Regions from separate parts of the Homo sapiens genome. Here region 2 is linked to region 1. Evidence: read pairs that join two places in POLR2A ChIA-PET (ENCODE). Cell type or tissue: GM12878. All regions are shown on one strand. Each heading gives the region's core, and the rest is flanking DNA. Links, peaks and the distances in the headings are about the cores only. Region 1 overlaps OPA3 (outer mitochondrial membrane lipid metabolism regulator OPA3). Region 2 holds the start of GIPR (gastric inhibitory polypeptide receptor).

Region 1 (15,831 bases), core at 10,544-15,543:
AAGTGCTGGGATTACAGGCATGAACCGCCATGCCCAGCCTAATTAGTTCTTATTCTTCTTAGTCATATAATTTGTTTATAAATTATTTTAATTGTACATATACACTTTAATTGTTTGAACATAATAACTGTTTTTTTCTTTTCTTTTTTTTTTTTTTTTTTAAGAGTTGAGGTCTCACCCTGTCACCCAGGCTGGAGTGCAATAGCACAATTATAGCTCACTATAGCCTTGATCTCCTGAGCTCAAGAGATTCTCTCACCTCAGCCTCCTGAGTAGCTGGGACTAAAGGTGCCTGCTGCCACACCCTGCTAGAAACTGGTTTTCTTGCCGGGTGTGATGGCTCATGCCTGCAACCCCAGTACGTTGAGAGGCCAAGGTAGGCGGATCACCTGAGGTCAGGAGTTCGAGACCAGCCTGGCCAACATGGTGAAACCCTGTCTCTACTGAAAAAATTAAAAAATTAGCCAGGTGTGGTGGCATGCACCTGTAATCTCAGCTACTCAGGAGGCTTAGGAAGGAGAATTGCATGAACCCAGGAGGTGGAGGTTGCAGTGAGCCGAGATCACACCACTGCACTCCAGCTGGATGACACAGCAAGACTCTATCTCAAAAAAAAAAAAAAAAATTAAAAAAAAAAATGTGGGCCGGGCACGGTGGCTCATGCCTGTAATCCCAGCACTCTGGGAGGCTGAGGCAGGCGGATCACATGAGGTCAGGAGTTTGAGACCAGCCTGGCCAACATGGCAAAACCCCGTCTCTACTAAAAATACAACAAAAAATTAGCCAGGCATGGTGACGGGTGCCTATAATCCCAGCTACTAGGGAGGCTGAGGCAGGATAATTGCTTGAACTTTGGAGGCAGAGGTTGCAGTAAGTCAAGATCGTGCCACTGCACTCCACTCTTGGCGACAAGAGTGAAACTCTGTCTCAAAAAAAAAAAAAAAAGTGTATGGAAACACAAAGGGCCAAGAATAGTAATACTGAAGAGAAAAACTGGAGACCTTACACTACCAGATATAAAGCTATCATAAAGCTATAATCATCAAAACAGGGTGGCATTTCCACATGAATAGACAGGCCAGTGGTAAAGCGTAGAGAATCCAGAAATATTCACACATGCACAGTCATATGACTTGTGACGAAAGTGACACTGTAGTGCAGTGGGAAAAGAATGGACTTTTTAAGACACGTTGGATCACTTGAATATTCACAGAGAAAAAAATAAACCTTAACATCTACCTCACATAATACACAAAAATTAATTCCACAGGGATTGTAGATCAAAATATGATAGACACAAAAATAACACTTTTAGAAAAAAAAAGTAGGAGGCTGGGTGTACTGGCTCATGCCTATAAACTGTGCTTTGGAAGGCCAAGGTGGGAGGATTGCTTCAGAGAAGGGGTTCAAGACCATACTGGGCAACATGGTGAAACCCCATCTCTACAAAAAATAAAAAATTAGCCCGGTATGCTGGTGCACCTGCCACCATGCCAGGCTAATTTTTAAAAAACTTTTTAGTAGAGATGGGGTTTCGCCATGTTGGTCAGGCTTGTCTCGAACTTGTTTTTTGTTTGTTTGTTTTTTGAAATGGAGTCTCGCTCTGTCGCCCAGGCTGGAGTGCAATGGCGCAACCTCAGCTCACTGCAACCTCCGCCTCCCAGCTACTCAGCAGGCTGAGCGAGGAGGATCACTTAAGCCCGAGAGTTGAAGGCTGTAATGAGTTGTGATGGTGCCACTGCACTCCAGCCTGGATGACAGAGCAAGACTCTGTCTCAAAAAAAAAAAAAAAAAAAAAAAAAACAAGAAAAGAACTTTCATTCTTCAAAAGACACCAGCAAGAGAGGGAAAAGGCAAATCATAGACTGGAAGAAGCCATTTGCAATACATCAATCTGACAAATAACTCAAATTTAGGACATACAGATACCTCCTGCCAATCAAAAGGGGAAGGGTAGAGAACCTAGTGGAGAAGGACTTGACTCACAAAAGAGGATGGTATCTTTTTCTTTTCTTTTATTTTCTTTTTTTGAGATGGAGTTTCGCTCTTGTTGCCCAGGCTGGAGTGCAGTGGTGCGATCTCGGCTCACTGCAACCTCTGCCCTCCGGTTTCAAGCGATTCTCCTGCCTCAGCCTCCCGAGTGCCAGAGCAGGGAGGGAGAATGACGAGACTAAACTGTAGCTTCAGCTTTCTCTCTTTAAAAACCAAAGCAAAGAGGACAAAATGTTCATTTCTATTAATTCTAAGTGGTGGGTACAAGGTTATTCATTATATTGTTTTCTGTATGTCTGCAATATTTCATAATATATATGTTTTCAATAAAAATTAGCTGGGTGTGGTGGTGTGTGCCTGTAGTCCCAGCTACTCAGGAGGCTGAGGCGGGAGGACTGCCTGAATTCAGGAGGTGCAGGTTGCAGGTTGCAGTGAGCTGAGATGGTACCACTGCACTCCAGCCTGGAGGACAGAGCTAGGCTCCATATCAAAAAAAAAAAAAAAAATGCCACCTGAAAAAAAAAAAAAAAAGATTCTAGCTAGCTATGGAGTCTCACACCTGTAATCCCAGCACTTTGGGAGATCAAGGTAGGAGGATTGCTTGAGACCAGGAATTTGAGGGCAACATAGTGAAACCCCATCTTCACACACGCACACAAAATAGCTGGGTGTGGTGGTGTATGCCTGTGGTCCCAGCTCATCAGGAGGCTGAGGGGGGAGGATTGCTTGAGCCTGGAAGATCAAAACTGCAGTGAGCTGTGATTGCACTACTGCACTACATCCTGGGCAAAAGAGTGAGTCCCTATCTCAAGAAAAAAGCAAGTGAGGCCAGGCACGGTGTCTTACACTTGTAATCCCAGCATTTGTGGGAGGCCGAGGTGGGCAGATCACTTGAGGTCAGAAGTTCGAGACCAGGCTGGCCAACATGGTGAAACTACCTGTCTCTACTGAAAATACAAAAATTAGCCAGGTGTGGTGGCGTGTGCCTGTAATTCCAGTTACTTGGGAGGCTGAGGCAAGAGAATTCCTTGAACCTGGGAGGCGGAGGTTGCAGTGAGCCAAAATTGTGCCATTGCACTCCAGCCTGGGCAAAAAAGTGAGACTCCGTCTCAAAAAAAAAAAAAAGAAAAGATGCTCAACACATTAGTTAGTAGAGCAATACAAGTCAAATTCACAATGAGATGCCATTTCCCAGCCACTGGAATGGCTATAGTCAAAACAGTGAACAACCACTAATGCTTCCAAAGTTTCTGTATTAGTCAGTTTTCACACAGCTATAAAGAAATTCCTGAGAATGGGTAATTATAAAGGAAAGAGGTTTAGTTGACTTACAGTTCTGAATGGCTGGGGAGGCCTCAGGAAACTTACAATCATGGCAGAAGGCAAAGGGGAAGCAGGCACCTCCTCACAAGGCAGCAGGAGGGAGAAGTGAAAGGGCAGGAAAAACTGCCATTTTAAAATTCATTAGATCTCATGAGAATTCACTCATTATCAGGAGAACAGCATAAGGGAAACCACCCCCATGATCACTTCCCTCCCTCAACACATGAGGATGACAACTCGAGATGAGATTTGGGTTGGGACACAGAGCCAAACTATATCAGTTGTAGGGTAACAAAACTCTCGCATGTCACTGGCGGAAATGTAAAATGGTGCAGCCACTTTGGAAAGTAGTTTGGCAGTTTCTTAAAAAGTTAAACATAGGCCAGGTGCAGTGGCTTACACACCTGTATTCCCAGCACTCTGGGAGGCTACTCATCGCTTGAACCCAGGAGTTCAAGACCAACCTGGGCAACATGGCGAAACCCCTTCTCTACAAAAACATCACAAAAAAGTTTTAATATTTTTATTTTTTCTGCCACGCTCGGCTAATTTCTGTATGTTTTGTAGAGATGAGGTCTCACTATATTGCCCAGGCTGGTCTCAAACTCCTGACCTCAAGCTATCCACCCACTTCTGTCTCCCAAAGTGCTGGGATTACAGGCATGAACACTACACCCAGCCAAAAAACACAAAAATTAGCCGGGCGTGGCGGTGCATGTCTGTAATCCCAGCTACTGGGCGGGGGTGGGGCTGAGGTTGCAGTGAGCAGACAGCGCGTCACTGCACTCCAGCCTGGGCGACAGAGCCAGACCTTGTCTCAAAAAAAAAAAAAAGGAATGAGATATTCATGCAATAAAATGGACCATGCATTGTATGACTCCATTTACATTAAATGTCCCAAATAATGCAATCTATTAAGGCAGAAAGTAGATCAGTGATTTTTAGGGGCTGAAGGAAGGAGAATGGAGAGTCACTGCAAATGAATGTGAGGGATCTTTTGGAGATGATGGAAATGTTCTGAAATTGGAATGTGGAGATGGTTGCATAACCATGTCAGTTTACTGAAAATCATCAAATCGTACTCTTAAAATGGGTGAGTTTCGGCCAGGCGCAGTGGCTCATGCCTGTAATCCCAGCACTTTGGGAGGCCGAGGCAGGTGGATCACGAGCTCAGGAGATTGAGAGCATCGTGGCCAACATGGTGAAACCCCGTCTCTACTAAAAATACAAAAATTAGCCGGGTGTGGTGGCGTGCACCTGTAGTCCCAGCTACTCGGGAGGCTGAGGCAGGAGAATCGCTTGAACCCAGGAGGCAGAAATTGCAGTGAGTCAAGATCGCACCACTGTGCTCCAGCCTGGGTGCCAGAGCGAGACTCTGTCTCAAAAAAAATAAAAAATAAAAAATAAAAAATAAAATAAAACAAAGGGTGAGTTTCATGGTGTGTAGATTATGCCTTGCTGTTTAAACAAACAAACCAGGCCAGGACACGGTGGCTCATACCTGTAGCCCCAGCTACTTGGGGGGTTGAAGTGGGAAGATCGCTTGAGCCTGGGAGGTTGAGGCTGCAGTGAGCTGTGACTGCACCACTGCACTGCAGCCTGGGTGACTGAGTAAGACCCTGTCTCAGAAAGAAAAAAAAAAAAAAAAAGGGGGCCAGGCACGGTGGCTCATACTAATCCCAGCACTTTGGGAGGCTGAGGCGGGCGGATCACCTGAAGTCAGGTGGGCGTGGTGACAGGCGCCTGCAATCCCAGCTACTTGGGAGGCTGAGGCAGGAGAATCACTTGAACCTGGGAGGCGGAGAATGCAGTGAGCCAAGATGGCACCACTGCACTCCAGCCTGGGTGAGAGAGAGAGACTCCGTCTCAAAAAAAAAACAAGCAAAAAAGCCAGAACACCGGGGTCCAGGACCTCTCTCACTGGAATTGGCAAATGCTGTCATGAATCATAGGCAGGATGGGTGGGGGTTCACAGTCTCTATGCTGGGCCCAAGTGGATCCCACCAAACTCAGGACCTCAGGAATGAATGTCTGTACTTCTGAGGTTTTTGATTTTCCAGCATCTAAACCCCTCTGTTGCATTGGGGAAGCGCCATTGCTGTTAGTCTGAGTCAGGAACAGCCTGCAACAGAAACTGGAGAAACCCATGGCTTCCCCATATGGGGACTGTTCTCCCACAACCAGAAGGCTGCCATACAATGTCACTGGGAACCCAGGCTCCTTCTCGTTCAATCCCTACCCTCCTCATTATGGGGCTTTTAGCCACATGCCCAAAAGATGCCTGCTGCCCCTCGGCATCACAGCCTCCTTCTACACAGGAGGTGAGGGCAGGGGGTGTCAGAGGAAGTGTGTGTCTAATCTGTCACTTTTTATGGAAAAGCCACTAGATTTTACAGAGCCCCCATGCCACATAGCCATCCTGTACTATAGGGGGGTCTGGGAGGTCCATTGTTCTTGACTGGATACAGAGTCACCCCTCATTTAATTGGGGCCTGGTGTAGCGGCTCAGGCTTGTAATCCCAGCACTTTGGGAGGCTGAGGCAGGAGGATCATCTAAGTCCAGAAGTTTGAGACTAGCCTGGGCAACACAGGGAGACCTGGTCTCTACTAAAAAATAAAACAAAATAAATAAGAGAAATTTTTTTTTGGAGAAAGAGTCTCAGTCTGTTAGCCAGGCTGGAGTGCAGTGGTGCAATGATGGCTCATTGCAGCCTCGACCTCCTGGGCTCAAGCAAACCTCCTGCCTCAGCCTCCTGAGTAGCTGGGACTATAGGCACACACCACCACACCTGGCGCATTTTAAAACATTTTATAGAAACAGGGTCTCACTATGTTTCCCAGGCTGGTCTTGAACTCCTGGGCTCAAGCGATCCTCCCACCTTGGCCTCCCAAAGTGCTGATATTACAGGTGTGAGCCACCACACCCAGCCTGAACCTGAAATCTTGGGGAAGGCTTCAAGGATACGAAGAGACCCCTAGGATCCATGTTAGGGTGTGGAGTAGGTCCACGGCAGTGGTAGGGGGTGGTACCCATGGTGCTGACAGCCCTCTGACCTTGGAGTCCCTGAGTGCTTCATGCTCGCTGCAACCCAACAGACAGGCTCCTTGCTGGGAAGTGGCTGCCCAGCCAGGGACTATAGTTAGGTGCAGTTAGGTGTGGTCAGGGCACCGAGTTCTAGGAAAAATAAGCCAGCCAAGTGAAGCCGGCTACTTCCAGCCCTGGTCCATATGAGCCATGCTGTGGTCCTCATGAAGACCACCCCAGGGTGACCTTGAAATAAACACACTGAAGATGGCAGAGCTGCAACAGCCTGAGTCCCTGAATGACTGTGTGGAGGAGGGCTGCCCTGCCAACCTGTTCCCGGCTAGTACAGCCGTGCACTGCTTAATGACAGGGACACATTCTGAGAAATGCATTGTTTGGTGATTTTGTCATTGTGCAAACATCACAGAGTGGGCTTACACGAACCTAGATAGTGTGGCCTGCTACACACCTAGGCTATGTGGTAGAGCTTTCTGCTCCTAGGCTATAAACCTAAACAGCATGTGACTGTACTGAAAATTGCAGGAGTTGTAACACAATGGTAAGTACTTGCGTGTCTAGACACATCCAAACATAGAAACGGTACAGTAAAAATACGGTGGTATCATTTTATGAGACCACTGTTGTATATGCGGTTTGTTGTGGACAGAAACCTCATTATGTGGTACAGTACTTCACTGTTTTTTTGTTTTTTTTTTTTTTTTTTTTTTTGAGACGGAGTCTCGCTCTGTCGCCAGGCTAGAGGGCAGGCAGTGGTGCGATCCTGGCTCACTGCAGCCTCCAACTCCCTGGTTCAAGTGATTCTCCTGCCTCAGCCTCCAGAGTAGCTGGGACTACAGGCACCTGCCACCACGCCTGGCTAATTTTAGTACTTTTAGTAGAGACAGGTTTCACCATGGTGGCCAGGATGGTCTCGATCTCCTGACCTCGCAATCTGCCCACCTTGGTTTCTCAAAGTGCTGGGATTACAGGTGTGAGCTATCATGCCCAGCGCGTGACTTCACTGTTTTGTCTTATTTTGTTTGTTTATTTATTTATTTATTTATTTTTGAGACAGGGTCTCACTCTGTCGCCCAGGCTGGAGTGCAGTGGCATGATCTCGGCTCACTGCAACCTCCAACTCTCCAGCTCAAGCAACCCACCCACCTCAGCCTCCCTCGTAGCTGGGACTACAGGAGCATGACACCATGCCTGACTAACTTTTGTATTTTTGAAGAAATAGCGTCTCTGTATATTGCCCAGGGGCTGGTCTCAAACTCCTGGGCTCACGTGATCCTCCAGCTTTGGCCTCCCTAAGTGCTGGGATTACAGGCATGAGCCACCACAACTGGCCTATTTTTATTTTTAATTTTTTTTTTTTTGAGACAGAGTCTCGCTCTGTTGCCCAGGCTGGAGTGCAGTGACGTGATCTCGGCTCACTGTAGCCTCCAACTCCTGGGTTTAAGTGATTCTCCTGCCTCAGCCCCCGGAGTACCTGAGATTACAGGCACACGCCACCACGCCTAATTTTTGCATTTTTAGTAGAGATGGAGTTTCACCACGTTGGTCAGGCTAGTCTCGAACTCCTGACCTCAAGTGATCTGCCCACCTTGGCCTCCCAAAGTACTGGGATTACAGGCGTGAGCCACTGCGCCCAGCTGTATTTTAATTTTTATAATTTATTTTTATTTGTAGAAGAGGAGTCTTGCTATGTTGCCCAGGCTGTTCTCTAACTCCTGAGCTCAAGCAATCCTCCCGCCTCAGCCTCCCAAAGTGCTGGGATTACAGGTGTGAACACTGCAACTGGCCAACGTTACTATTTTAGGAGCAAGAAGTAAACTCGTTCACTCAATATCATTACACATATGGGGTCTCTGTTACAGCATCGGCATCTCTAACTGTAAACCTCTCAAGGTTCCTGCTGGTTTTCTTAGCCTCCAGTGAGCTACCTGATATCCTTCCAGTAAGTTCTTTTTCTGCTTCAGTTAGCCCAGGAAGGTTCCTGTTGCTGGCAATGCAGAGTCATTTTGCAACCGTTCACTCTGTGCTAAGCAACTTCCTAAGTGTTTTGCATGTATTAATTGATTCACTTTCATAATAAACTTACAAAGGAAGTTCTGTTATCAGGCACAAGATACCCAGTGACTTGCCCAAGCTCATCCAACTGGTATGAGGCAGAGCTAGGGATTGATTCCAGGCATTTTGGGATCTGAGCCCATGCCCTTCCCATGATGCTTCACTGCTCTCGAGACAAATGATCTAAGCCTAAAAAGACTGCAAGCTACATGCACGTTCATAGCAGCCCTATTCATAGCCACCACGCGGAGGAAACAACCCCAACGTTCAACAGATGTATGAATAAACAAATTGTGGTCTAGCCTCACAATGGACTATTATTCAGCCATAAAAAGGGATGATGGGGGCGGGGCACGGTGGCTCACGCCTGTAATCCCAGCACTTTGGGACGGCAAGGCAGGCAGATCACCTGAGGTCGGGAGTTCGAGACCAGCCTGGCCAACACGATGAAACCCCGTCTCTACTAAAAATACAAAATTCGGCTGGGCACAGTGGCTCACGCCTGTAATCCCAGCACTTTGGGAGGCCGAGGCAGGTGGATCACCTGAGGTCGGGAGTTCGAGACCAGCCTGACCAACATGGAGAAACCTTGTCTCCACCAAAAACACAAAATTAGCCGGGCGTGGTGGCACACACCTGTGATCCCAGCTACTCAGGAGGCTGAGGCAGGAGAATCACTTGAACCCGGGAGGTGGAGGTTGCAGTGAGCCGAGATCATGCCATTGCACTCCAGCCTGGGCAACAAGAGCAAAACTCCGTCTCAAAATAAATAAATAAATAAATAAATAAATAAATAGGAAATTAACCGGGCATGGTGGCCCATGCCTGTAATCCCAGCTACTTGGGAGGCTGAGGCAGGAGAATCGCTTGAAGCCAGGAGGCGGAGGTTGTGGTGAGCCGAGATCGTGTCATTGCACTCCAGCCTGGGCAACAAGAGGAAAATTCCGTCTCAAAAAAACAAAAACAAAAACAAAAAACAAAAATTAGCCAGGCATGGTGGCAGGTGCCTGGAATCCCAGCTACTCAGGAGGCTGAGGCAGGAGAATCACTTGAACCCGGGAGGCAGAGGTTGTAGGGAGCCGAAATGGCGCCACTGCACTCCAGCCTGGGCGACAGAGCAAGACACCGTCTCAAAAAAAAAAAAAACAAAAAAACAAAAAATAGGAAATCAAGACAAGGCAGGATAGGCCTCTACTTCAAAACAGAGAAAAAAGGGGCTGGATGTGGTGGCTCACACCTGTAATCCTAGCACTTTGGGAGCTGAGGCGAGTGGATGGCATGAGCCCAGGAGTTCCTGACCAGCCTGGGCAACATAAAGAGACCCCCATCTCTACAAAAAATTAAGAAATTAGCTGAGTGTAGTGGTGGCACACCTCTATTCCCAGCTACTCTGGAGGCTGACATGGGAGGATTGCTTGAGCCTGGGAGGCTGAGGCTGCAGTGAGCCGTGATTGCACCACCGCACTCCAGCCTGGGTGACAGAGCAAGACCCTGTCCAAAATGAAACAAACAAATGGAAAAAACAACAACAACAACCAGAGGCTGAGCACAGTGGCTCACACCTGTAATCCCAGCTTAAAAATCTCTTCCCAGAGTAAAAGTTAGTCTTCATGCTGGCCCAAGGCAGCCCACATTATACAGGTTTGTATAATACATACATCATATGTACATGCTTTTCTTTTTTTTTTTTTTTTTTTTGAGATGGAGTCTCACTCTGTTGCCCAGGCTGGAGTGCAGTGGTGTGATCTTGGCTCACTGCAACCTCCGTCTCCTGGGTTCAAGTAATTCTTCTGCCTCAGCCTCCCAAGTAGCTGGGACTACTGGTGTGTGCCACCACGCCCAGCTAATTTTTTGTATTTTTAGTAGAGACAGGGTTTCACCATGTTGCCCAGGCTGGTCTTGAACTCCTGAGATTAAGCAATCCTCCCACCTCGGCCTCCCTAAATGCTGGGATTACAGGTGTGACAGGCCATGCTTTTCTTTAAGAAATAAAATAACGGAGAATAAAAAGTAACGAAGTTGCCCATCACACATAAGAACAATTATTATTCAGAGAAACTTGTTCTAACAAGACATATAATACATAATGTATGATATTAACATATCATCCAATGTGTTATGGAACACACTTAATGGGTTTCATATGTTTATAATATATATTAAGTATATAGAATGCATATATATCTGTAGTTATTCTTCATGAAATGGAATACAATAAAATAGGAAATATTAAACCGGGCTGCAAATATTAAGGGTAATTATTTAATGAAACTTTCATTCCAATGATATGTACATAAGCACATACACTACATATAATAGATGATGTTATGTTACACATGACATAAAATATATATTTTATATTCCATTATATATTGTGTCACATAATATATGAATTATACACTTTTAAAATACATAGAATTGTAAATTATTGTATAAATATGCACACGATGGATTACATAAACTCTGCTTTTTTTTTTTTTTGAGACAGGGTCTCACTTTGTCTCCCAGGTTGAGGTGCTGTGGCCTGATCTCAGTTCACTGCAGCCTTAAACACCCGGGTTCAAGCGATCCTCCTGCCTCAGCCCCCCAAGTAGCTGGGACTACAGGTGTGTGCCACCATGCCTGGCTAATTTTTTGTTTTGTTTTGTTTTGAGACCAAGTCTCACTCTGGCACCTAGGCTGGAATGCAGTAGTGCAATCTTGGCTCACTGCAACGTCCACCTCCTGGGCTCAAGCAATTCTCCTATGTCAGCCTCTCATGTAGCTGGGATTACAGATGTGCACCACCACACCCGGCTAATTTTTGTATTCTTTTTATTAGAGACGGGGCTTCACCATGTTGGGCAGGCTGGTCTCGAACTCCTGACTTCAAGTGATCCTCCCACCTTGGTCTTCCAAAGTACTGAGATTACAGGCGTGAGCCACCGCGCCTGGCCTAAAACTCTGCTTCTTATTGTGGCACGTGGCTGTAGATTGAGGTGGAGGTTCTGAGATCTGCGCGCAGTGGGGGTTACTGCTGAGCACTGGGGTCATTTCCTATGGGGAAGGAGGGAGGGAGGGAGGACTCCACAGAGGGGGAAGCTGAAGCCAGATGTGGTGGAAGCAGAGGCCTGAGTGATCCTGTTGGGGCTCCAGAGCTGGGATGACCTCCACAGTTGTGCCAATCAAGGCAAGGGGCAGCCTTTGCTTGCCTGGCCCCCTCACCTAACTTCTCCCCTCGCTTACTCTATTCCAGGGGATGGTAAACTTTTTCTGTAAAGGGCCAGAGAGTACGAGAGCCCTAGGATCTCTGTGCAAATACTCAGCTCTGTCACTGTACTGCAAAAGCAACTGTGGAAAATATGCAAACGAATGAGCGCCTGGGTTCCAATAAGTCTTTATTTACAAAGACAGGAAGCAAGGGTCCCCTTGATTTGGCCCAAAGGCCTTGGTCAGCGAGCCTCTGCTCTATTCTGACAGCCAGAAACTCTTGCTGTTCCAGGAACAGGCCAAGGCCACATCTGTCCTAGGACTTTCACAGATACTCACAGCCCTCTTCCTATCTCCCTCCATCTGAAGCGCTGCCTCCTCCCTGCCCACCTGTCTAGATCAGCGGTGCCCGTAAGTCCGGAACTCCTACCCTGCCTCCATTCCTCTCAGTCCTCATCACCCTATGCTGGATTAGCTTTTTCCTTTTTTTTTTGAGATGGAGTCTCGTTCTTGTTGCCCAGGCTGGAGTGCAATGGTGCAATATTGGCTCACCGCAACCTCCGCCTCCCGGGTTCAAGCGATTCTCCTGCCACAGCCTCCTGAGTGGCTGGGATTACAGGCATGCACCACCATGCCCTGCTAATTTTGTATTTTTAGTAGAGATGGGGTTTCTCCATGTCGGTCAGGCTGGTCTCGAACTCCCGACCTCAGGGGATTGGCCCGCCTCGGCCTCCCAAAGTGCTGAGATTACAGGTGTGAGCCACCACGCCTGGCCACTCTTTCCTTCTTTATTGCCGGTCTCTGGCACTAGAATGTCAGCTCCAGTGAGGGCCTCTGCTTGCTCCCAACTGGCTCCCAGCTACTAGAATGGAGCCTGGTGCAGTTGATCCTCAGTACACTCAGAGTTGCCATGCTTCTCCTCTCTCTGTCCACACCGACTCCAGCTACAAGCCATTGCCACTGGGGGACCCAAGCCTGCCACTCAGCAACACAGCGACCAGCCCAGGAGTAGCTCCGTGAGCCAATAGATCAGGTTGGGGCTTATGTAAAGCCCATTTTCTCCTGGGGTGGCTCTCAGCCATTTTGCCTCCCTCCAGGCAATGGCCTGCCCTACAGAGAAACCAACAAGAGGGACAGCAGGGCCTGCCAGGAGATGGGAGGGGCACAGCCCTCAGGGCACCTCCCAGGGTTTTGTGAGCTGGGATGAATGGGTTTATAGTCCTGAGTCACTCCAGAGGGAGGATTCCGGATTCAGCCCAGCCCCTGCTTCCTAAACAACTATGGGGTGGGGCAGGGAACACTGGAAAAGAAATGTACGTGTGAGCATCTGTAAGACCCGGTGACGGCAGGGCTGGGGCTGTCTCTGTCACCACTGTGACCCCAGCATAGGGTGGGGCAGAGAGTGGGTAACTCAGTGAGTTTTGTGTTTTATTTTTTTTATTTTTTTTTTTTTTGCGGGAGACGCCCTACCAAGGACACTGGGTCCATGTCCCGGTGCGGGACCACCTCAGTGAGTTTTTTGAGTGAAAGAATAAATAAAGGATATTTTTCCTAAGGTTGACATGGACCTTATTTATTTATTTATTTATTTATTTATTTAGAGATGAAGTCTCGCTCTGTCACCCAGGCTGGAGTATAATGGCATGATCTCGGCTCACTGCAACCTCCGCCTCCCGGGTCCAAGAGATTCTCCTGCCTCAGCCTCCCGAGTAGGTGGGATTACAGGTGCACAACCACCATGCCCAGCTAATTTTTGTATTTTTAGTAGAGACGAGGTTTCACCATGTTGATCAGGTTGGTCTTGAACTCCTGACCTCAGGTGATCCACCCACCCTGGCCTCCCAAAGTGCTAGGATTACAGGTGTGAGCCACTGCGCCCAGTCCCAAGGACTTTTTAAATATGAAAAAAGAATGCATCAACTTGAAGATAATCAGCTTCATTTACAAATTTATTCTAACCCCTCTCCCCAAATTACAAGGTACACAGAATTCTAGCTAGCAGAACACACGAGCAGTGAACCATCCTCTGGCCTCTTGCATTTTGAGAGGACGTTCTTTCCACTTCCACACACTCTGGCCACCCCTGACGCCGCAGTGGGGGAAGTAGATGGCCCTGCTGCCCACGATGACTGGCTGCCTGTCAGGGCAGGGCAGGGCAGGGCTGAGTGCGAAGTCTCTGAGATGTGAGAGCAGCACTCCATCTGGGTCAGGACAGCGCTGGGGTCAGGAATTGGAGCTCCTGCCTGTGTTCACACTCCCACCTCTGTTTTTTTTTTTTGAGTTGAGTCTCACTCTGTCACCCAGGCTGGAGTGCAGTGGCGCGATCTCAGCTCACTGCAACCTCCACCTCCTGGGTTCAAGCAATTCTCGTGCCTCAGCCTCCCGAGTAGCTGGGATTCAGGAATGTGCCAACATGCCCGGCTAATTTTTGTATTTTTAGTAGAGACGGGGTTTTGCCATGTTGGCCAGGCTGGTCTCGATCTCCTAACATCATGTGATCAGTCCACCTTGGCCTCTCAAAGTGCTGGGATGACAGGCGTGAGCTGGCCTGGGTCACTCCCAGTTTTAAACACAGCCCACTCAGGACCCACTCGGTCAGTTCCCTCTGCTCCAGCTTCTCCCCCTCTTCCAGAAGGAACTGAAATGCTGTTTCAGGCCAGGCGCGGTGGCTCACGCCTGTAATCCCAGCACTTTGGGAGGCCGAGGCGGGCGGATTACCTGAGGTCAGGAGTTCAAGATCAGCCTGGGCAACTTGGAGAAACCCCGTCTCCACTAAAATACAAAAATTAGCCAGGCGTGGGTGGTGGGCACATGTAATCCCAGCTACTTCGGAAGCTGAGGCAGGATCATTGGTTGAGCCTGGGAGGTAGAAGTTGCAGTGAGCCGAGATTGCACCACTGCACTCCGTCAGGGTGACGGAGCTAGACTGTCTCCGAAAGAAAAGAAAAGAAAAAAGAAGAGAAAAGAAGAAAAGAAAAGTTTCAGAACCTGTTTCTTGGCTTTCTATCTGGGCAGATCTTGGTCCAGGCCAGTTTTACCTCTTTAGAGAAGGGAGGTGAGGATGGAAGTCGGGGAAAGCCCGGCCCTCCCACTTTCACCTGCAGCTTCCCAAAAGCGGGCCCAGGTGGAATGGTCACCCAGTTTACACAATGCTATGATCTCTGGTGTGATCTGGGGCTGCTCTGAGAGGGGATAGAGAGGGTCTCCCACTATCAACGCCACCTCTGGGATGGTCTGGGCCTCTGTGTAGAGATCGTCACCCTCCCAGCCTCTGCTCAGCCATCGCCTCTCCCTCCTCACTCTGCAGCTGGGGTAATCCAAGCCTCTCACTCTGCCCCTACTACTTCACCACCCTGGGCAGTCAGCCCCTCACTGGCTGTGGCATCTCTGGCAAGTCCCTTTGCTTACCCCTGGCCTTAGTTTCCCCAGCTCATAGGGTGACTCTTGGGCCTCTCCCCATCAGAACCCTCCCAGTTTCCCTCCTGATTTTAATAAGCTCTGTACCCATTGTGGAGATCCACATGGTGGTTCAGGTACAGCCTCAGGATGCCTTCATCACCTTGCAGCTCCTCTAATGAGAGAGCTACAGTCGGAAGGACAGACTGCAGGCTACTGGGACCCACCCCCTCCCGCTTCAGTGGCAGATCCTGGAAGAGAAACCCAGTAGAAAAGGGTGGTTCCTAGACTGTTCCTCTCAGCTAGCAGGAAGGCCAAATGGCCCGCGGGGTTGGCAGGAGTCCCAGGGTACTTTTTTTCTGAGAAAGGGTCTCACTCTGTCATCCAGGCTGGAGTGTAGTGGCGCGATCACGGCTCGCTGCAGCCTCGACCTCCAGGGCTCAGGTGATCCTCCTGCCTCAGCCTCCCAAGTAGCTGGGACTACAGGCATGCATCACCGCACCTGGCTAATTTTTTATTTTACTTTTGTAGAGATGGGGTCTCACTATGTTGCCCAGGCTGGTCTTCAGCTCCTGGGCTCAAAGAGATCCCTCCTGCCCTGGTCTCCCAAAGTGCTGGGATTACAGGTGTGAGCCACTGCACCTGGACGCCAGCGTACTCTTGGGGTGAGGAGGAATAGTGGGCTGAATGGCTTGAATGGTGTGCCCCCAACAGACAAGTCCACATACTAACCCCCAGGACCTGTGCTTATGACAGTTTATTTGGAAAAAGTGTTTTTTCAGATGTAATTAAGGGTCTTGAGGTGGGATCATCCTGAACTTAAGATGGGCCCT
Region 2 (14,100 bases), core at 8,472-13,471, 120 kb after region 1:
CTGATCATGAGGTCAGGAGTTTGAGACCAGCCTGGCCAACACAGTGAAACGCCGTCTCTACTAAAAAAAATACAAAGAATTAGCTAGGCATGGTGGCAGGCGCCTGTAATCCCAGCTACTTGGGAGGCTGAGGCAGGAGAATCGCTTGAACCTGGGAGGTGGAGGTTGCAGTGAGCTGAGATCGCACCAGGGAACTCCAGCCCGGGCGACAGTGTGAGACTCCGTCTCAAACAACAACAACAACAAAAATTAGCCAGGTATGGTGGCATGCGTCTGTGGTCCCAACTACTCAGGAGGCTGAGGTGGGAGGATTGCTTGAACCCAGGTAGGGGGGTCGAGGCTGCGTTAAGCTGTGATCACTCTACTGTGCTCCAGCCTAGGCAACAGAGGGAGAACCTGTCTCAAAAGAAAAGAAGAGGAGTGAGGAGATATTTGGATGAAAGAGAGAAACAAGGTAGGATGGACAGAAAGAGAGAGAGACATTGGGTCAGGGAAGGTGGGAGAGAGATGGGAGAGGCAGAGGGGTTGTAGGAGAGGTTTTGCTAAACAAGACTAGAGACGGAAAATGGAGATCCATCGGGGTGGGTGTGGAAAGGCTGGGGAATGAGGCTCCTCTGGTTCTGAGTCCCCTGTTGCGGGAGTGGGGCGTGGAACTCAGCTGTCTGGGAGGGGCTGAGTTGGGATGGTGCATGCTGTTTCTCGGCCTGAAGTTTTCAGAAGCCATGAGCAACGCAGCTGGAGGGAGCCTGTGCAGCCAGCCCCTTTGCAGACGCTGGGAGACAACAGAGGACCCCAGGAGGGCTGAGGTGGGCAGAAGACCAGGCATCTACCCACCCCTGACTCCTCATCCTGTCTTCAGAAGTCTCACTCTGATGCCCAGCGCTGTGGTGCAGTCTCAGCTCACTGCAATCTCTGCCTCCCAGGTTCAAGTGATTCTCCCACCTCAATCTCCCGAGCAGCTGGGATTACAGGCACGCGCCACTACACCCAGCTAACTTTTGTATTTTAGTAGAAATGGAGTTTCACCATGTTGGTCAGGCTGGTCTCGAACTCCTGACCTCGGTCTCCCAAAGTGCTGGGATTACAGGCGTGAGCCACGGCACCTAGCCTCTCCTCTTTTCTTTTCCCTTCCCTCCCCTCCCCTCCCCTGCCCTTCTTTTCTTTTGAGACAGGGTCTCCCTCTGTTGCCGAGGCTGGAGTATAGTGGTATGATCACAGCTCACTGCAGCCTCGACCCCCTCCCCGGGCTCAAGCAATTTTCACTCAGCCTTTCCATCTCGCAGTTTCTTTTCTGGATTTTTTTTTTTTTTTTTTTTTTTTAGATGGAGTCTTGCTCTGTCGCCCAGGCTGGAGTGCAGTGGCGCGATCTCAGCTCACTGCAAGCTCCACCTCCCGGGTTCACGCCATTCTCCTGCCTCAGCCTCCTGAGTAGCTGGGACTACAGGCGCCCGCCACCACACCCGGCTAATTTTTTGTTTTTTAGTAGAGACGGGGTTTCACCGTGTTAGCTAGGATGGTCTCGATCTCCTGACCTCGTGATCCACCCGCCTCGGCCTCCCAAAGTGTTGGGATTACAGGCGTGAGCTACCGCACCAGGCCTTTTCTGGTTATTTATTTATTTAATTTTTTGAGACGGAGTCTCGCTCTGTTGCCCAGGCTGGAGTGCAGTGGCGCGATCTCGGCTCACTGCAAGCTCTGCCTCCCGGGTTCATGCTATTCTCCTGCCTCTGCCTCCCAAGTAGCTGGGACTACAGGCGCCCACCACCATGCCTGGCTAATTTTTTGTATTTTTAGTAGAGACGGGGTTTCACCGTGTTAGCTAGGATGGTCTCGATCTCCTGACCTCATGATCCACCCGCCTCGGCCTCCCAAAGTGCTGGGATTACAGGCGTGAGCCACCGCGCCCGGCCCTGGTTATTTTTTTGAGACAGTCTGGCTCTGTCGCCCAGGCTGGAGTGCAGAGGCACGATCTCAGCTCACTGCTACCTCTGCCTCCCGGGTTCAAGCGATTCTCCTGCCTCAGCCTCCCGAGTAGCTAGGACTACAGGCGCCCACCACCACGCCCGGCTAATTTTTGTATTTTTAGTAGAGCCGGGGTTTCGTCATGTTGGCCAGGCTGGTCTCCAACTTGTGACCTCAGGTGATCCAGCCACCTCGGCCTCCCAGGGCTCTGGAATTACAGGTGTGACCCACCGCGCCTCTCTGTCTCTCTCCGGCTCAGTCCCTGTTTTCTCTTTCTTGGCTTCTCTCCCTCACCCCCTCTTATCTGTGTCTGTGTTGTCTGTTTGTCTCTGTGTGTGTTTCTCTCTGTCGCTGTCTCTCTCTGTCTCTCTCTCCCCCTCTCTCTCTCTCTCTCTCTGTTTCTTCTAGTCTCTCTCTTGTAGTCTCTCTCTCTTGGTCTTTCTCTTCTTGCTTTTTTTTTTTTTTTTTTTTTTTTTTGAGACAGAGTCTTGCTCTGTCGCCCAGGCTGGAGTTTAGTGGCACAATCTCAGTTCACTGCAACCTCCGCCTCCTAGGTTCAAGCAATTATCCTGCCTCAGTCTCCCCAACAGCTGGGATTACAGGTGTGCACCACCACACCCAGTTAATTTTTGTATTTTAGTAGAGACATGGTTTCACTATGTTGTCCAGGCTGGTCTCAAACTCTTGACCTCAGGTGATCCGCCCGCCTTGGCCTCCCAAAGTGTTGGGATTACAGGCATGAGCCACTGTGTCTGGCCTCTCTTCTTGTCTTTATCTGCCTCCCACTCTAGATCTTTCTTGGTCCTTGATTTCTTTTTTTTTTTTTTTTTTTTTTTTTTTGAGACAGGATCTCACTCTGTCACCCAGGCTGGAGTGCAGTTACGCGATCATCACAGCTCACTGCAGCCTCAATTTCCTGAGCTCAAGCAAATCCTCCTGCCTCAGCCATCCAAGTAGCTGGGACCACAGGCGCACCACCACCATGCCTGGCTAATTAAAAAAAAAAATGTTGAGAGGCCGGGCGCGGTGGCTCACGCCTGTAATCCCAGCACTTTGGAAAGCCGAGATGGGCAGATCACCTGCAGTCAGGAGTTCGAAACCAGCCATGGCTAACATGGTGAAACCCCATTTCTACTAAGAATACAAAAACTTAGCTGGGCATGGTGGTGCGCACCTGTAATCCCAGCTACTTGGGAGGCGGAGGCAGGAGAATCACTTGAACCCAGGAGGCAGATGTTGCCGTGAGCCGAGATCGTGCCATTGCACTCCAGCTTGGGCAACAAGAGCAAAACTCCATCTCAAAAAAAAAAAAAAATTGGCCAGGCGCAGTGGCTCATGCCTATAATCCCAGCACTGTGGGAGGCTGAGGCAGGCCAATCACCTGAAGTCAGGAGTTCAAGACCAGCCTGACCAATTTGGTGAAAACCCAACTCTGCTAAAAGTACAAAAAAAAAAAAATAGCCAGGCATGGTGGCAGGTGCCTGTAATCCCAGCCTCTCGGGAGGCTGAGGCAGGAGAATCACTTGAACCTGGCTCACTGCAATCTCTGCCCTAGCCTGGGCGACAGAGTGAAACTCTGTCTCAAAAAAAACAAAAATTTTGTTTTTAATTCTAGATGACGTGTTGATAGATGCAGCAAACCACCATGGCATATGCATACCTATGTAACAAACCTGTACGTTCAGCACATGTATCCCAGAACTTAAGGTAAATTTTTTTTTTTAATTGGAAAACTGAAAAAAAAAAATATTTTTTTTTTAGAGACGGGATCTGGCTATGTTGCCCAGGCTGGTCTCCAACTCCTGGGCTTAAGTGATCCTCCCATGTTGGCCTCCCAAAGTGCTGGGATTACAGGTGTAAGCCACCACACTAGGCTCTTAGCTCCTTTTCCTGTTTCACACCACCAGCTCATTTCCTCTCCACTGCTTCCCCCTCCCTGCCAGCCTCTCCCTTCCCCCTCTACAGCCTCCCCACCCCTCACTGCCTTCCTCTGTGGAGTGACCTCAGGCCCTCATTGGGGCCAAGGAGAGACTCCCTTCCAACCTAAACTTCTCCCAAGGTGCTGGGCAATCTCAGACCCCCTTCCCTCTCCACTCCAGGACAGGAGCCTTTCCCAGGACCCGGAGGGCACCAGGAATGTGGGGCAGAGAGCGGGGAGGCAGCCTAAGTCCAGGAAGCGAGAACCCTCGCCTCCCCCGAGACTTGTCTCCTTCCAGCCTCTGGTGCAGACCTCATGCCACCCCTTACTCCCTGTCCCTCCTGGGGCCTCTGGGCCTTAATTTCTCCTCTACAAAATGGGCAGACTCGCCTCTGTCCCACTTAGAGTCCCAGGGGAGTGCATGCTCACAAATGTCCATTGTATGATTAATGTGCAGGAATTGGAGTTTGTATTAACAGGAGATGAGAGCTGGGAGCTGGGACTGGGCTCTGAGCCTGTCCCCCACCCCCAGTCACGTACAGATGTTCCCCATATTTAGGGCAAAGGAACAGACTGGAAGTAGAGACAGCAGAGAATGTGTGTGATTCACTGGCGACTGTCATGATGAGACCATGTGAGGCTATGGGTTAGTGTGCAATTGTGACACGATGGTGTGTGTGACCCTGTGTGCACCTGTGTGACTGTGCGTGACTGTGGGAGGTGGGATTGCAGGGTGTGACAAGTCACTGTGACGTGCACAGCTATGGGACAGTGAGGTTGTGTGCGTGACATGTATATGACTGTATGTGACTTGTGAATATGGGTGAGACTAAGGGAGAGTTGTGAGTCTGTATGACCATGTCACTCAGTGTGACCGTGGGGGTGAGGGTGACGGTGTGAGAGTGTTTGCCTCATGACAGTTGGGGAATGTGTGTTGTTGGAATGTGACTGAGGACTCTGTGGGTGACTGTGAAGTGTGTGAGTGTGTGACGGTGTTAATGGGTGTGGTTGCATGACATTGTGTGTGACTTTCAGCTTGTGTCATAAAAAGACTGTATAATAAGACATTAAAAAAAAAAAAGGCCAGGCGCGGTGGCTCATGCCTGTAATCCCAGCACTTTGGGAGGCCGAGACGGGTGGATCACGAGATCAGGAGATCGAGACCATCCTGGCTAACACGGTGAAACCCCGTCTCTACTAAAAATACAAAAAATTAGCCGGGCATGGTGGCGGGCACCTGTACTCCCAGCTACTCGGGAGGCTGAAGCAGGAGAATGGCGTGAACCTGGGAGGCGAGGCTTGCAGTGAGCTGAGATCACGCCACTGCACTCCAGCCTGAGTGACACAGCAAGACTCTGTCTCAAAAAAAAAAAAGAGTCGGGCACAGTGGCTCATGCCTGTGATTCCAGCACTTTGGGAGGCTGAGGCAGGCAGATCACCTGAAGTCAGGAATTTGAGACCAGCCTGGCCAACATAGTGAAACCCCATCTCTTCTAAAAAAAAAAAAAAAAAAAAAAGCCAGCCACAGTGGCTCACGCCTGTAATCCCAGCACTTTGGGAGACTGAGGCGGGAGGATCACGAGGTCAGGAGTTCAAGACCAGCCTGGCCAACATGGTGAAAACTTGTCTCTACTAAAAATACAAAAATTAGCTGGGCATGGTGGCGCGTGCCTGTAATCCCAGCTACCCGGGAGGCTGAGGCAGGATAATTGCTTGAACCAGGACCCGGGAGGTGGAGATTGCAGTGAGCCAAGATCACGCCACTGTACTCCAGCCTGGGCTACAGAGGGAGACTCGGCCAAAAAAAAAAAAAAAATTATTAGCCGGGCATGGTTGCGGGCGCCTGTAATCCCAGCTACTTGGGAGGCTAAGACAGGAGAACTGCTTGAACCTGGGAAGCAGAGGTTCCAGTGAGCTGAGATCGTGCCACTGCACTCCAGCCTGGGCGACAGAGTGAGACTCCATCCCAAGAAAGAAAGAGAGAAAGGGAGAAAGGGAGGAAGGGAGGGGGGAGGGGAGAGGGGAGAGGGGAGAGGAAAAGGAAAGGAAAGTCCTTTGCAGCAACACAGATGCAGCTGGAGGCCAGTATCCTAAGTGAATTAACAAAGGAACAGAAATCCAAACACCAGATGCTCTTACTTATAAGTGGGAGCTGAGCACTGGGTACACATGGACACCAACATGCGAACAACAGACACTGGGGACTCCTAGAGGGGGCAGGGAAGGAGACAAGGGTTAAAAAACTACCCGTTGGGTGCCATGCTCACTACCTGGATGATGGGATCATTTATACCCCCAACCTCCGCATCGTGCAATACACCCCCGTGACAAACCTGCACATGTGCCCCCTGAATCTAAAATAAAAGTTAAGGCCAGGCGCGGTGGTTCATACCTGTAATCCCAGCACTTTGGGAGGCCAAGGCGGGAGGATCACTTGAGGCCAGGAGTTGGAGAACAATATGGCCAACATGGTGAAACCTCATCTCTACTAAAAATATAAAAATCAGCCAGGCGTGGTGGCATACACCTGTAGTCCCAGCTACTCTGGTGGTTGAGGCATGAGAATCGCCTGAACCCAAGAGGCAGAGGTTGCCAAGTTGGCGCCACTGCACTCCAGCCTGGGTGACAGAGTGAGACCCTGTCTAGAAAAAATAATAAATAAAATGAATTAAAATAAATGAATAAATAAATAAATAAAAGTTGAGGCTGGGTGTGATGGCACATCCCTGTAGTCCCAGCACTTTGGGAGGCCGAGGCAGGAGGATTGCTTGAGGCCAAGAGTTGGAGACCAGCATGGCCAACATGGTGAAACCCCATCTCTACTAAAAATACAAAAATTTTAGCTGGGTGTGGTGGCACACACCTGTAGTCCCAGCTACTCGGGAGGCTGAGGCAGGAGAATCTCCTGAACCCTGGAGGCGGAGGTTGAAGTGAGCCAAGATGGCGCCACTGCACTCCATCCTGGGTGACAGAGTGAGACCCTGTCTCAAAAAAAAAAAAGTTGAAATTATTTTTTAATAAAATGGTGGGGCATGGTGGCTCATGCCCATAGTCCCAGCTAGTCAAGAGGCTGAGTTAAGAGGATCCCTTGAGCCCAGGAAGTGGAGGCTGCAGTGAGCTATAATTGTTCCAGTGCACTCCACTCTCATAAATAAATAAATAAATAAAATGTAAAAAGGATTGTATGGGCCGGGTGTGGTGGCTGTCGCCTGTAATCCCACCACTTTGGAAGGCCAAGACATGTGGAACACCTGAGGTCAGGAGTTTGAGACCAGCCTGGGCAACATGGTGAAACACCGTCTCTACTAAAAATACAAAAATTAGTCGGTTGTGGTGGTGTGTGCCTGGAATCCCAGCTACTTGGGAGGCTGCGGTGGGAGAATTGCTTGAACCCAGGAGGCGGAGGTTGCAGTGAGCTGAGATCATGCTTCTGTACTCCAGCCTCAGCAACAGAGGAAGACTCTGTCTCAAAAAAAAAAAATTCTATGTCTGCGAGTAACCACACAACTGCATACTGCGTATATTTATTTCATGACAATCCTTCCTTGAACCCCTGCTCTTAACGATTTTGGGGACCCAGTGGTGACCCAGATGTCCTGGCTCTACCCTCCTGGGCCACACAGGCTAGCAGGGCAACAGTGTTTGTGATGAAACCCGGTGATTGCGTGAATGTGTGGGTGATTGACAGTGTTGTTGGAACTGTGAGACACTGTGAGCGTTACTGTGTGTGTGCAGGAGTCCATAGCCCTGGGTACATGACTGTGTGTCACAGTGGATGACTGTCCACCTGTGAGTGAGAGACTGTGGCTGTCTGGGTGTGACCATGGGACTGTATGGGTGTGACTGAATGTGTGACTGTGTGAGTAACAGCTTGTGAGGTTCTGTGACTGTGCCTTTCCATGGCTCAGCCTATGGGATTGTGTGTGACACTGCATGTTTGATTGAGTGACTGAGGCTCTGGGAATGAGTGGCGGTGGGGGCGGGTACCTGTGGGTGGGACAGCATGAGAGATTGTACACACTTGGTGCAGGGGTCCTCAGGACGATAAGGACAATTCAGTAACTGCCCTCCCTCATGACCTTGATGACTGCCCCCTGCTCGGCTCTCTGCCCCAGAGCTCCCCGCTTCCGTTCCCTGTCCCGCCTTGGCCCCGCCCCCTCCCATCACCCCGGGCTGCCAGCGCCTGTCACCTCTCCCAGAGCCGAGACAAGGCAGTTGGAGGCAGCGGTGGCAGGGGCTGCAGGAGCAAGTGACCAGGAGCAGGACTGGGGACAGGTGAGGGCTCCCCAATCCCAGCCCATTCTCCCTGCCCCCCCTTGACCTCTCAAGTCTCTGGCACTCTCCCTCTCTGCTTCTCTGCCCTGCCTTTGTCTCTCTGTCTCTGTGCCCACCACCATCTCTGCTCATCTCTGTCTCTTGATGTCTCTGTCTGCGTGTTTCCATCTCTGGTTAGCTGCTAGATAACTTCTCTTTCCCCTGCTCTGTCTCCCTCCACGTCTCTGCCTCTTCTTTGTCTCCTAGCCCACATCTGCGTCTCTTTCTCTGTTTGTTTTTCTCTGGTCTCTGGCTGGGGGTCTCATTCTGTCCCTCCGTCTCTGCGCCTCTCAGTCTTTACATTTCTGTCTCTTGTGTCTGTGACGCCGTTGTCTGTCCTTCTGAGGCTCGACCTGAGATCCTCTCTGCTTCCGTCTTTCTCTACGTGGAGCCGCGGGGGCGCGGGTGAGTGGGTGTCGGGCGTTAGACCGATTTCCAGGCATCTGCACATCTAACCCCGGATCTGTCGCTTCTCTAGTCCCTAAGTATTTGGATGCTGGGAAAGGGTTGTTCCACTTACTCTGGGCTTTATCTACCCCCAGCGGGGAAAGTTTTGTAAGGTCAGGTTCCTATGTGTGCTAGAAAACCCTTTGGGCTTGGAGAGTGGGAGCTCGGATGGGCGTTTCAAGTTCTCCACCAGGCTGTGGGAACTCAGATGGGCGTTTCAAGTACCCCACTAGGGGGTACTGAAAACCTTCAAGTTTTTCAGTTCCCCATAGAAAAGGGGTCTAGGCTGACGGTTTCTACCCCCTCCTCTCCAAGGCGGTCCCCGGGTTCCCAGGAGTCTGTAGGTCCAGACTTCGGTGACACTGACACTTCCGCCCAGCGTAGCTCTAGGGCAACCGCCCGCTCAGCAAACACCCCCCCCTTCCACCTTTGCTGCCCCAACAACAGTCAGGGGAGGCCGGGGAATCACTTAAGGGGCCCCGCCCACCACCGGAGTTCCACCCACTCCGCGTGCCTCTCCCTCCCCCCAGATCATCACGCCTGGGAGTTGCGGGAGCGGGTGCGCTGCCTCGGAGTCCCGCGTGTATACGGCTCCCCAGCCGTCTGCCCCTGTGTGTGAATCCCTGAGGCGGGGTGACGCTGGGGTTGGAGTAGGAGGGCAGAGGTGCTGACCTTGCCCTGGGACCCTCCAGGCCTGATCGCCCCTGCACGAACCAGACCCTTCGCCGCCCTCACGATGACTACCTCTCCGATCCTGCAGCTGCTGCTGCGGCTCTCACTGTGCGGGCTGCTGCTCCAGAGGGCGGAGGTGAGGAAGCGAGGAGCCAGAGGAGCTCCAGGCTTGGAGGGAGGTATGGGGACGGTTTTAGGGCTTCCGTCGTCAGGGCGCTGTCGCTCACGCCTGTAATCCCAGCACTTTGGGAGGCCGAAGCGGGTGGATCACTTGAGGCCAGGAGTTCGAGACCAGCCTGGCCAACATGGTGAAACTCCCTCTCTACTAAAAAAAATACAAAAATTAGCCGGGCGTGGTGGCGGCCGCCTGTAATCCCAGCTACTCGGAAGGCTGAGGCAGGAGAATCGCTTGAGCCCGGGAGGCAGAGGTTGCGGTGAGCCGAGATCGCGCCACTGCACTCTAACTTGGGTGACAGAGTGAGACTCTGTCTCGGGGTGGGGGGGGGAGGCTTCCCTCAGCGCAAAGAGAGTTTCAAGACTGTCCCGCTTGCCCAGATTCAAGTTGTTGGGTGGTGGTTTGTTTGTTTGTTTCGAGACGGAGTCTCACTCTGTCACCCAGGCTGAGATGCAGTGGCATGATCTCGGCTCACTACAACCTCCGTCTCCCGGGTTCAAGCGATTCTCCCGCCTCAGCCTCTCGAGTAGCTGGGACTACAGGCGCACTCCACCATGCCTGGCTAATTTTTGGATTTTTAGTAGAGACGGGGATTTCACCATGTTGGTCAGGCTGGTCTCGAACTCCTGGCCTCAAGTGATCCACCCGCTTCGGCCTCCCAAAGTGCTGGGATTACAGGCGTGAGCCACCGCGCCCGGGCCCAGATTCGAGTTTTGATTATCGTTTCCACTCCCTTTTCTTCCCCCAACAAGTCCTCCTGATAATTTCCAGCCACCCCCTCCCCAATTTTCTTGAAGGTTTTCAGTCTCCCATAGCAACTCCAGTGGGTGGCTTCCAGGCACCCCACCCCAAGACTTGGAACTGGTTTCCAAGCTACCCAAGACTCCCGAACAACACGCAACAGACCCTCAAAGTCTCTCTGGGGCGCTTCTGGGCCACATGGACCTAGCAGCCTGGGAGCGGGGGTCGGTCTGGGGGGGTCCTCCCTTCTTTCTTTTCCTAGACAGGCTCTAAGGGGCAGACGGCGGGGGAGCTGTACCAGCGCTGGGAACGGTACCGCAGGGAGTGCCAGGAGACCTTGGCAGCCGCGGAACCGCCTTCAGGTGTGACCAGGAGGGCTGGGGACGCGGGGAGGACCTGAGGCTGAGAGGGGTGGGCTTGGGATGGGCCTTGGGCTGACGGGCGGGGAAGAAATCTCGGGGCGCTGTGGGCTGGAGAGGCCCGGGGACTGACCTGAGCATGGTGGGAACTGGGGCGGGACCACGGTTCCTGGGGGAGGCCTGGGAGGAAGCTTGAAATGGGAGGAGCCTTGGGCGGGGCCTGCACAGAAATAAACCTTGAAGGGGGCGGGGTTTGGGATGGAGACTGGGAAGGGCCCTTCCGGGTGGGACGATCTGGGGCGGGGACTTGTTTGGTGGGAGGAGCCCAGAGTGGGGCCGGGAGGAGGGGCGGAGCTTTGAGGCTGGTGGGAGGAGCTTGTGGCCGAGCCGGGACGGAACGCCCTCCGAGTGGGCGGGGCTAGAGCCGGGCTTGGTGTGGCCGGCGGAGAAGCACTTGGCCCACTGCGGAGAAGCACTTGGCCCACTGCGCAGTAGCACTTGGCCCACTGCGCAGTAGGTCCACTGGGCACCTGGCCCCCGTGCCCACCCCCAGGCCTCGCCTGTAACGGGTCCTTCGATATGTACGTCTGCTGGGACTATGCTGCACCCAATGCCACTGCCCGTGCGTCCTGCCCCTGGTACCTGCCCTGGCACCACCATGGTGAGGTGCTCCCTGGGCCCGGAGCCCTCCCCAGACACAAACAACTGCTAACCTTTGCCCCCAGACACCTACATCCGAGTCCCACAGCTCACCTGCACCCCTCTCCTGCTCCTCTTTGCCCCCTACTCCTTTCCGGCAGGCTGGGTTTCTCCTGTCTGTCCAACCCTGCCTATCTCACATAACGCAGCTTCTCTGTCTCCGTATCTCTTTCTATTTATTTATTTGGAGACGGAGTCTCGCTCTATCGCCCAGGCTGGAGTGCAGTGGGATGAACTCGGCTCACTGCAACTTCCGCCTCCCGGGTTCAAGCGATTCTCCAGCCTCAGCCTCCCGAGAAGCCGGGATTACAGAAGCCGGGATTACAGGCGCGCGCCACCACACCCGGCTTTTTTTTTATATATATATTTTTAGTACAGACAGGGTTTCACCATGTTGGCCAGGCTGGTCTCGAACTCCTAACCTCAAGTGATCCGCCGGCCTTGGCTTCCCAAAGTTCTGGGATTACAGGCATGAGCCACCGCGCCCGGCCACCACAGGATTCTTATTTTGTCTCCTTTTCCTGAGTCTGTCAGTCTCTGGGCATCTTAACCTAACTAGCTATGTCGCCTCAGACACTTTATTTATTTAACCTATTTTTTTCTTTTTGAGACAGAGTCTGGCTCTGTCACCCATGTGGTGGCAGCATCATAGTTCACTGCAGCCTGGGAACTCCTGGGTTGAAGCGATCCTCCCGCCTCAGCCTCCCAAATAGCAGGGACTACAGGCGCACGCTAACACACCCAGCTAATTTTTTTTAAAAAATTGGCAGTGACAGAGTCTTGCCATGTTACCCAGGCTGGTCTTAAACTCCTGGCCTCAAGGGATCCTCTCACCTCAGCCTCCCAAAGCGCTGGGATTACAGGCCTATTTAACTTTTGTTGTTTTTGTTGTTGTTGAGACAGAGTCTCGCTTTGTTGCAAGGCTGGAATGCAGTGGCGTGATCTCGGCTCACTGTAACCTCACCTCCCGGGTTCAAGCGATTCTCCTGCCTCAGCCTCCTGAGTAGCTGGGACTACAGGCGCACGCCACCACACCCAGCTAATTTTTGTATTTTTAGTAGAGACAGGGTTTCACCATGTTGGCCAGGATGGTCTCGATCTCTTGACCTTGTGATCCACCTGTCTTGGCCTCCCAAAGTGCTGGGATTACAGGTGTGAGCCACCACGCCCAGCCTTAACATTTTGTACCTCAATTTTCCCATATGTAGAACTAGGTTAAGGATATTACTAATTCCATGGGCTAGTATGAATATTAAATTAATACAAATAACATGCCATATAAGGGTTTATCATCATCATCATCATCATCATCATCATCACCACTTCGGCTCTCTCCCTCTCTGTTATTGTCTCACAGTTTGTCTTTCTGTATTTATCTCTTTCTCTGTGTGCCTTAATTCCCTCTCTTCTTTCCCCACAGTGGCTGCAGGTTTCGTCCTCCGCCAGTGTGGCAGTGATGGCCAATGGGGACTTTGGAGAGACCATACACAATGTGAGAACCCAGAGAAGAATGAGGCCTTTCTGGTAAGAAGAGGTGAGGGCTTCAGGTTAGGAGTCCAGGGAGAGATGGAAAGGCAGTAGATTCAGGCAGGGCCTGAAACCCCTTGGACTGTTCAGACCTCTGGGTTGTAAGTGAGAGAAACTCAACTCAGACTTGCTTCAAAGAGAGAAAGATGTACTGCCTTCTGTGATGGAAAAGAATAAGATGGCCGGGTGGTGTGGCTCACGCCTGTAATCCCAGCACTTTGGGAGGCCAAGGAGGGTGGATCACTTGAGGTCAGGAGTTTGAGACCAGCCTGGCCAACATGTCAAAACCCCGTCTTTACTAAAAATACAAAAATTAGCTGGGCATGGTGGTATGCACCTGTAGTCCCAGCTACTCAGAGGGCTGAGACATGAGAATTGCTTGAACCCAGGAGGCAGAGGTTGCAGTGAGCCAAGATCGTGCCACTGCACTCCAGCCTGAGTAACAGAGCGAGACTCCATCTCAAAAAAAAAAAAAAAAAAAAAAAAGAATGCTGTAGTTGGGCCAAGGTCAATGGCTCATGCCTATAATTCCAACACTTTGAGAAGATGATTGCTTGAACGCAGGATTTTGAGACCAGCCTGGGTAACATAGTGAAACTCCATCTCTACAAAAAATATAAAAATTTGGCCAGGAGTGGTGGCTCATGCCTGTAATCCCAGCACTTTGGGAGGCCAAGGCGGGCGGATCACGAGGTCAAGAGATTGAGACCATTCTGGCCAACATGGTGAAACCCCGTCTCTACTAAAAATACAAAAATTAGCTGGGCATGGTGGCACGCACCTGTAGTTCCAGCTACTCTGGAGGCTGGGGTGGGAGGATCGCTTGGGCCCTGGGGGGCGAGGCTGCAGGGAACCATGATCCTGCCAGAGCACTCCAGCCTGGGCAACAAAGCAAGACCATGTCTCAAAAAAAAAAAAATCTCTGGTTGGCTGGTCACATGCCTCGTGCCCTGGAGCTGAAGGGTGGAGTCAGCCCTTCTCAAATAAGGGTAAGCAGTTCCCCAAGATAAAATAGGGTATTTGGGCAGAAACAAAGAGCAGAGGTCCTTCCAGTCTCTCTCTGGGCCTGGGGCTTCGAGCCAAGCCTTGTTCCCTTCCCCTTCTTGCCCCGACCAGGACCAAAGGCTCATCTTGGAGCGGTTGCAGGTCATGTACACTGTCGGCTACTCCCTGTCTCTCGCCACACTGCTGCTAGCCCTGCTCATCTTGAGTTTGTTCAGGTGGGACCTTAACCCTGAGTGGTGGCGGCAGAGATGTGAGCTCGGCCTCAGTTTGTCCAGTAAGAT

Evidence for each region. ChIA-PET counts read pairs that join two places held together with the same protein. Peaks named below come from ENCODE experiments on the same cell type or tissue, not always from the same donor. Only the 100,000 strongest peaks of a DNase experiment are listed, where the experiment ranks them.
Region 2: POLR2A ChIA-PET joins it to region 1 with 11 read pairs; 6 of 35 experiments call an interaction of 5 or more read pairs at or near these places.

What each region holds. Positions count from the first base shown.
Region 1 is chr19:45,535,620-45,551,450 of GRCh38, forward strand. OPA3 (outer mitochondrial membrane lipid metabolism regulator OPA3) reads right to left here. Exons shown (of 2, transcript NM_025136.4): 2 at 10,662-15,831. Among named protein-coding and RNA genes, the nearest start is that of VASP, 36 kb to the left of the region's middle. In GM12878, for the core only: no CTCF peak of the experiment used is centred there; no DNase peak of the experiment used is centred there.
Region 2 is chr19:45,660,144-45,674,243 of GRCh38, forward strand. GIPR (gastric inhibitory polypeptide receptor) reads left to right here and starts at 8,078. Exons shown (of 14, transcript NM_000164.4): 1 at 8,078-8,155; 2 at 9,334-9,449; 3 at 10,492-10,591; 4 at 11,142-11,249; 5 at 12,708-12,811; 6 at 13,931-14,034. The coding sequence starts at 9,378. RefSeq lists silencers at 7,963-8,122, 10,552-10,731, 10,762-10,811 and enhancers at 8,503-8,782, 10,195-10,713, 10,714-11,232. In GM12878, for the core only: no CTCF peak of the experiment used is centred there; DNase peaks (open chromatin) are centred at 8,968 and 10,858; H3K4me3 peaks cover 2,310 bases; H3K27ac peaks cover 2,043 bases.